Regions from separate parts of the Homo sapiens genome. Here region 2 is linked to region 1. The links are chromatin contacts, found by Hi-C in ENCODE. All regions are on one chromosome and are shown on one strand. Each heading gives the region's core, a stretch centred on a gene start or an enhancer-like site at or near the end of the contact. The rest is flanking DNA. Distances are from core to core; before and after follow the strand shown.

What was found. A loop is a pair of places that touch in the nucleus more often than their neighbours do. Pooled maps may share reads with other maps.
Region 2: a map with no recorded cell type shows a loop between it and region 1 (4-fold over the local background). The contact joins two enhancer-like sites. A Hi-C loop is called at or near these places in 2 of 37 single-sample maps with no recorded cell type and 1 of 50 pooled maps.

Annotation. Positions count from the first base shown.
Region 1 is chr6:155,083,668-155,087,978 of GRCh38, reverse strand. All of the region lies in intron 1 of TIAM2 (TIAM Rac1 associated GEF 2), which reads right to left. Among named protein-coding and RNA genes, the nearest start is that of TIAM2, 91 kb to the right of the region's middle. Within about 2 kb of position 2,203, at least 4 of the 41 ENCODE cell types and tissues checked have a DNase peak (open chromatin) inside an H3K27ac peak, as active enhancers do.
Region 2 is chr6:157,061,198-157,065,508 of GRCh38, reverse strand. All of the region lies in intron 4 of ARID1B (AT-rich interaction domain 1B), which reads right to left. Among named protein-coding and RNA genes, the nearest start is that of TMEM242, 260 kb to the left of the region's middle. Within about 2 kb of position 2,173, at least 2 of the 41 ENCODE cell types and tissues checked have a DNase peak (open chromatin) inside an H3K27ac peak, as active enhancers do.

The DNA of each region.
Region 1 (4,311 bases), core at 954-3,453:
GATTGGGATGGACCCATTTCCCTCATTCTACAGGTGAGAATTTAAAACTCAAAGAGGTAGTGTGATTTGACCAAGGCGACATAATTAGTTCAGAGATTTGTTATATCTGGTCAAGAATGCCTACCTTATAGAATACATTCCATATTTACTTAAAACTTTTAAATTTGCTTTGTCATTAACCCAGTATGGACAAATTTTTTATTTATTTTATTTTATTTATTTCATTTTTTGAGATGGAGTCTCACTCTGTCACCCAGGCTGGAGTGTAATGGCGCGATCTCAGCTCACTGCAACCTCCGCCTCCCGAGTTCAAGCAATTCTCCTGCCTCAGCCTCCCAAGCAGCTGGAATTACAGGCACCCACCACCACGCCTGGCTAATTTTTGTATTTGTAGTAGAGACAGGGTTTCACCATGTTGGCCAGGCTGGTCTCGAACTCCTGAGCTCAAGTGATCCACCTGCGTCAGCCTCCCAAAGTGCTGGAATTACAGGCGTGAGCCACTGCACCCAGCCGAAAAAAATATTTTCAAATGATAAGAAAAGAATACTGAATCAAGCTTCACTAGGCTCTGTCTAAATACATCATACTGACAATCTTTAAAAACCAAGACTTGTAATATTTTACTGATGGCCTCATAAATGATTTACTAACTGAAAACTATAAAATATAAGATCTGCCATATTTTAATGTTTCCAATGATAATAATGTTGGATCTCAAGCATCTGTTACATAACAGAACTTTCCACATGTTCATTCCAAATACCATGTGATTTCATGTTTTTTGGTTTCTATGCCTTTGCATATACTGTTCTCTACAGGGAACACCTCCCTGGAGAACTCCTAATTGCCCCTCAAGACCCAGCTTAAGTGTCTCTTCCTCTGATCACCTACCATCATACCCCGAACCTCACAGGGTTATTGCTCCCTCCTTCACCTCACCACTCTTTCTGATATAGGCAATTGCCTCGCAATTATTTCTTTTTCACTCATTTGTCTCCTTTACTAGAACTCACTTACCTTTCCCCTTTACTAGAACTGCTTTGAAAGTGAAGTACTTTGTTTCCCTGGTGCCTGACACAATTCCTTACTCATGGGTGCTTAATAAATGTGTTCATGAAATAACTGATTCGTCAAATTGCTAATACAACGTGATTAATATGTGGCTTGGCTTGCTTTTCCATCATATCGCCATAACTTGAGTTAAAGAGGAAGCTGCAGCTTAACTACTGGTCATTTTGGTGGTTTTTGTTGGGGTTTTTTTTTTTTTTTTCCAAGATGGAGCCTCACTCTGTTGCCCAGGCTGGAGTACAGTGGCGCGATCTCAGCTCACTGCAACCTCTGCCTCCTAGGTTCAAGCAATTCTCCCGCCTCAGCCTCCTGAGTAGCCGGGATTACAGGTGCACGCCACCACACTTGTCTAATTTTTGTATTTTTAGTAGAGATGGGGTTTTGCCATGTTGGTCAGGCTGGTCTCGAACTCCTGACCTCAGGTGATCCACCCGCCTCAGCCTTCCAAAGTGCTGGGATTACAGGTGTAAGTCGCCGTGCCCGGCCAACTACAGGTCATTTTGGATGGAAATGATTTTAAGCAGGATTATAGAATATTTAAGCTTAGAGCACATTGACTTCATCCCTGTTCACTTTGCAGATGAAGAAAGTGAAGTCCAGTAAAGATCAAGTAGACCTCTCATGTAGACAGCGGGAAAGAGCTAAGACTAGAACTCAGATCTCCAAACAGCTACAACAGCTCTGTTTCCAGCAATGACAAGTTACTGGTTCCAAGAATGCTCTTCCTTGGATCTCAGCGCCTTCCTCAGGACCCTCTCTGCGTTCCTCACATGCTCCAGTGCCACGTGAACAATGAAGCTTCCCTGAGCTGGACTGCAATCCAGCAAGTGGCTATTCTTTCAACAGTGGAGACTGGGCTTCGCTGCCAGGGAAAGTCCCATTTTAAGGGAGAATTTGCAGTGGGCCGGGACTGCAATATCTTGTGACCACAGAAAGATCAAACAGGGCACCTTGAGTATGTGAGTCTATGAGATCCAAGGTGGTGCTAGGTAAACTATATCTATAATAAAACTCAAGCAATGCTATGCTTTTGCTTACACAAAGAGTGCTTGTATCTCTCACAGCACATAGGTGCCACGTGTGGACAGAGTCATCAATCAAGACTGATGGCTCATGCTTTTATCAGCATGAAAACCAGCCAGTCCCGCAGCCTTGGAGCTGCCTGTTTGCACCATGACATCAGTGTAATTTTAATTTAACATGAACACACCTTACATTCTTTTCCCTTGAGCTTTGTGATGAAAAGTGGTTTTATTTTTACAGTGCTAGGGATTCTGCCCCATGTCCTACTCGAAAGCTGAATATAATCCAGACCTTCAACTACATCACAAAGTTGTTTTTTTTTTTAATGGCCACATCTAAGAAATACTACATGATTAGTCAATCTAGAAGCCTACTGCCAAGGACTGGGTGAAGTTCAGAGTGCCCAGAGTTTATAAAACTTTCATTGTCAGGTGAACCAGTGTGCAAGCCCACAGTACGCAGCACAACTGTCAATGCAGGTCAATGAGAAAAGGTGGGGAAGGAAAGAGAAAGTTACTACTTACCCTGTGCCCTTCAAACATGCCTCCCACCTCTACGTAAGTAGAATGCATTTGTTACTAAAAATTTTCTCTCAAATTCATGCCTTCTTCAAATTGTATCTTCTTTGTAGCCACCATCTCCCTGAATTTAAAACATGTTTTAAAGTTGCTGGGTTTACTTTAGCCTCGTTATCAGCTAGGCAGCTTATCAATTCAGAGATTCGACTCAATGTTTGTAAGAAAACAATACAGAAAGTGGGATGTTTTCCAGGACTGGGAGTGAGAAATGTAACTCCCATCTCCCTTAACCCCTCCTGTGACCCAGGTTTGTAGGATCTAACTGGGCCCTCCAGAGTCTCCATTTACAGGTGGATTACTTATTATCTCATCACTCAGGGCCCGTAGAGATTTCAGACATAATGAACAAACCATTCTGTGACTCTTATTCCAAGGCATTAGGTAAGACTACATCATAATGTGGTATGCCTTAAATAACAATTTTCACCAGCCTCCCACGTCCACACTAATGCACTGTTCCTGCACAAAGAACTAATGGAATCAGATGCTGCACTCAACAAAGGAAAACTGTAGAGTTACCCAGTAGACTATAGAATGGGAGAGAAGCTGCCATTCATGACAAAGGGATGACTAATTACAATGAAAACAGCAAGTTTCAGTCTATCCTCCCCAAAGGACAGACTCCTATACACATGGAGCACAGTATTTACTGAGTACTGTAAGCCAAGTTACAAAAAGACCGTTGTTATTTATAAAACAGCCCATGTGAAACACCAAAAAAAATCAATGGCCAGCTAGAAGGAGAACAAGGTATACCCATTTTGTTCACTGCTCTCCCTAGGCTGGTGATCACATCAGTCAATCTGGCTCCTGTTTAGAGTAAGTCTTTCCTGGGAGTCCCACAAGGGTTCACGTATCCAGTGACAAAACTCAAGGATACAAAAGTTAGCACTATTTTTTAGTTAATGACATTCAATTCAAGAAGTATTTGTTGAATATCTATTCTGTTCAAGTCACTATGCTAAGTGCTGGAAATACGATGGTGACACAGCTTGCTTCTGATCTTGCCTGTACACAAGCAAGCCATTAGTCCCAACACGTGTGGTGGGGAACATGGTTGGGGGTGGGGGTAAGAGGCTGTGAAGTGGCTCCTACCCCACCAGAGTGGCCCCTATCCCTGTCTTCAAGTAAGACTCAAATACAAGAATAGTAACACTCACACCACAGAAATTACCTACATGCAGTGCCCCAGGTAGATCAGAATGGATCTTTCTCCACTAGGATCCTATTCGTGTTTTAAAACAGGTCAGTAAGTTCTCTGACACTCCTCTTAGGAAGGGGAGGTGGGCAGCCCTATGCCCCCTTCACCTCGATTCTGCTTCAACCTATATAGTACAGCCAACGTGACACTAGGATTTCCAGGGCTGGGCCAAAAAATGCCAGGAGGTTTATGCCTGGTTCTCTTGGTGCATTTGCCCTGAAGCCCTAAGGCTACATTTATCTGGTTTCGTATGTCATCTGTTGCCACATTGTCCAGCATATAAGACTTTACTTCTGGAAATACTATGCCATCCCTTGCCAAGACAAAAGAAATTGACTTAGCATTGGTATCTAAAAGCTGCCACTGAATTCTGGCTTCCAGACAGAGGGATGATCCTCATCCAGTTGACAGACAAAACTCACCAGGCAAAGTGACTTTCTT
Region 2 (4,311 bases), core at 924-3,423, 2.0 Mb before region 1:
CCAAGCAGTGCTTGATGTATTTGAAAGTAACTGTACCATAAAGGCACCTTTCATCAATTAGAGACGGTTTTTTAATTTAAAATAAAAGTATAAACCACAATATCATCATCATTTATATTAACGAATTCACAGGCATACACATATGGAATGATATATCCCGATTATGGTACAGAACCAGTTAATACCCAGAGCCAAAGTAGTTTCAGCTTAAAAAAAGAGAGGCAATTTTACCTTACTATCTTCAGTAGTATCACATTTGAAAGCATTTTTCATTTGTCTCTCAGATTTTCCTTCAAGTTTTCATTACTTTGAACTTCTTTTAACTTATATTCTTCATGACTTTGACTAGCACAGTTATGTATGGGTTAGATAGGGACGTGGAGAGGTGAATTTCCCCAAATATGATAAAATGCTGCTTTAATACTCTTTTAACTTAAACACTACTTCCTTACTTTCATATCTATAAAAATAACTATTTGCAAATAATAATTTTTGTTAAACAAACTACTCCAGTAGAGAATGGGTTGAGCCATTTGGACTTGAAAATGGAGTGTCTTTTAGAATTATAGTCAGTTCCTAATAAAACAACAAAAGACAGTAACTTCCTCTACTGCTTATTTGTCCTGAAGAGGAAGGAAAGGGAGTAGTAATCAAAAAAAGAGGGAGAGAAAGTGAGAGCCGGGGCTGAAGGGCAGGGGGCAGGCCAAGGTTGTGGCTGGGGTGCACGCAGTATCAGGCAGAGGCCGGAGCCTGGGGTTAGAAGCTGGATCCACCAGGGCCGAAGCTCTAAAGTGTAATCCACTCAGCTGGTCAGGAGAGGATGTGGGGACAGTGGGGCATGACACTCGTCAGGTGCAGCAGCTAAAGGTGCATTTGGAAGTGTTCTCGGCGAATCCAGAAAGCCAGGGTTGTGCGTTCTCCACTTGACAGACTTTGGATTGGGTTATAAGTGCTCATGAATAAGAAGCATTAGAAGAGTAAAAATTAAACAAATCAAGTCTTCACTGTTCACTGGGAACAACAATACACTCAAACCATCGAAGAAACACTAAGAAGAATGTTTCCGTATCATCATAAAAACTGAGCATAGCCTCTGAGTGTTTTATTTTGCTCTTTAATATTACGAACACACATAGCTAAACATGCGTTCTGGAGAAAGGAGCTTTAGAGTCTCATGAAAAACAAGTATTCCTGTTCAGCAGATACATGCAAAGTTACCTTAAAGAGCAAGGCCAACTCCTAAATAGGCAGTACCTATCGTCAGACCAGATATACTCAGATGGCTCAGGAAAAACTGTATCAGTCAAACGAGGGGCTGATCAGCCAGGGAAAAATCTCAGAGGTGCTGCAAGACAAAGATGACAACAGGGTAGGGAATCCAGGCCAATGAATATCAGAGATGACTGCACAACCAGAATGGGATTCCTACTGTGGAGATGCAGGTTTCCGGCTAGCCTAGTCGGATGCCACAAACCTTCCAATTATTTAACCACCCCATGTTCTGATGCCCCCCTCACAGACTGGCCTCTCCCTACAGAGGTCAGCCTGCAGGTAGAGCACTGCGGTGCCAACCAGTGTGGTCCATGAGTCTTCATCTGAGATGGGTCATCTAGCTCTCAGTATTCTCCTGGTAACATTGGTTTCTGAGCCTTGTAAAACAGAGAACCAGATCTTGGTCTTAAAGACATTTGCTAAAGGAATGTCACCCTGTGATAAGTCATGAAAAACTAAAACCCTCCCAGATAACACACTAGCCATTTGCATATTGTACAAGGACTAGATTGTCAGGTTTACCCACTGGCAGTCATTCCATACATAACAATAAAATTGAGAAGTCTGACTCATTAGAAGTACATTTCGTATGAGTTTTATATTTTACACACATTTTATGTTGGTAACTCACATGTGCCTGAGAAGTTAACATACTATTCTTCCACACTCAATTCTTATGGTATAATAGAATTAAACTCACATTCTATAGGCAAGTCAAGTAATAGCACAACTATCTAAAAAAAAATCTAACAGAGGAGGAAAGGGCCCCTAATGATAAGCATCTTGGTGTGGAAAAGGCACTGGCTTTTTATTAGCCGCATGCCTCACAGTATCAGCTACCTAACCTGTGAGGCTGTTTCCTCCTTTGTCAAAGGGGCATGAGAGCACCTGCCTCTTAAGGTGGTGTGTTAAAAGAAATGCAAAGCACCTGGTATTTGCTTGCTGCTCAGTAAATGTTAGCCCCCCAGCTGCCACCCCTTCTTCCCTTACTCAACATTTCACACTGGCATGAAAAAATGGCTGGTGGCTCATTCACCTGTCCTGGAAACTGTCCTCTCTCCCTTGGAACTTGATAGTAATCTAAGATTCAAAAATGTTTAAAAGAAAAAAAAAAAGGGAAAAGCCACCACATTAAAGATTCTCTACATTCTTCAAATCCAAGATGAGGATGGTCAGTAGGACCCATCCATTCTCATTCTGAAATGTAACTTATTTCTTTAAAATATATTTTAGGCTGGGCACGGTGGCTCACGGCTGTAATCCCAGCACTTTGGGAGGCTGAGGCGGGTGGATCACCTGAGGTCAGGAGTCCGAGACCAGCCTAGCTAACATGGTGAAATCCCATTTCTACTAAAAATACAAAAAATTAGGCAGGTGTGCTGGTGCGCACCTATAATCCCAGCTGCTCGGGAGGCTGAGGCAGGAGAATAGCTTGAACCCAGGAGGCAGGGGTTGCAGTGAGCTGAGATCGCGTCATTGCATTCCAGCTTGGGCAACAAAAACAAAACTCCATCTCAAAAAAAAAAAAAATATATATATATATATTTTAAAACATACCAGATTAACAGACACTTTGTATGAAACAACAAACATCACAGGAGGAAGGCAAGTAGCGAGTGCTCATCGGACCACCGTCATCAGTTTCTTATGGTACCCTGTCCTCATACCTTCTATGAATATACAAGGGAAAATTTAAAAATCAAACTCGTGTCTACAGCAATTAACAAAAGGAGAAACAAGCCATGTTCGGTGGCTCACACTTGTAATCCCAACACTTTTGGGAGGCCAAGGTGAGAGGATTGCTTGAAGCTAGGAATTCAAGACCAGCCTGGGCAATGCAGTGAGACCCCGTCTCTACAAAAAATGAAAAAAATTAGCTGGGCATGGTGGTGTGTGCCTGTGGTCCCAAGTACTTGGGAGGCTGAGGCTGGAAGACTGCTTGAGCCCAGCAGTTGGAGGCTGCAGTGAGCTATGGCGCCACTGTACTCCAGCCTGGGTGACAGAGGGAGGCTCTGTCTCTAAAAAAAAAAAACAACAAAACAAAAGGAGAAACAGAAACAGGGGAACATACAATAGCAAGAGAAAGCAAAAGAATCTAATGTTGTAGCTATGTACTTGGGAAAGTAGATTCGGCTTATCATGACTGCTTTGTCAAACATTTTATTATCTCCAAAAAGTGACAGCAGTGACAGCACGCATGGGCTGTCTTTAGCTCCTTTCATTTTTGCTGTCTCGCTTTTCCCACTGCAAACTCAGTGGTTATTAGCTGCTGGAAAAATTTACCATGGTGACTCTTCCATAAAAATACTTTCCTCCTACCACACGATGCACGTTTGGAAAAAACATGGCACAGACATTTCAGTTTAATTGTTCTTAATTGGGTTGTCTGAAAAACAAAAACAGGCTTTTTTATGCTGTGAAAAAATACACAAAGGGTGGAATCAGCTATCTTTTTTATTTCTGGTATATTATTTAAGGAATGGCACAGAGTAGGCACTTTGGATGGATTAGAGTTATCAGATAAAATATGGGAACTCAGTTAAATTTCAGAGAAATAACAAGTTTTAAGTGTATGTGCCATGTAATATTTGGACTTATACTAAAATTTTATTCATTGCTTATGTGAAATTCAACTATAACTGGGCAATCTTTTTTTTTTTTTCTAAATCTGACAACCCTGAGATGGTAAAGGCAATAATAACCAGGAGTTAAAATACCCACGCCCACTGCCCGAACTCCTCCCCACAACTGCGAGATGTCAAGCAGGTGACCTCACCTCTTGGTTCTTCTGTTCCATTCTCTATGAAATGGGACATCACCTGCCATACCTTGCAGGGTTGACATGTGGAGCACTTCCATGTGCTCCGTACCATTCTAAGTGCTGCAGATAAGTAATGTAACTCTATCTTCACCGCTTTGAGATATTTACTATTATTGCTCCCATTTAAAATTTTACTATTATAATTGCCATTATGCAAACAGCTAACAAATGTAAATTCAAATGCAGCCAGGCTCTCAATTTAATGCAGTAAAAATAAA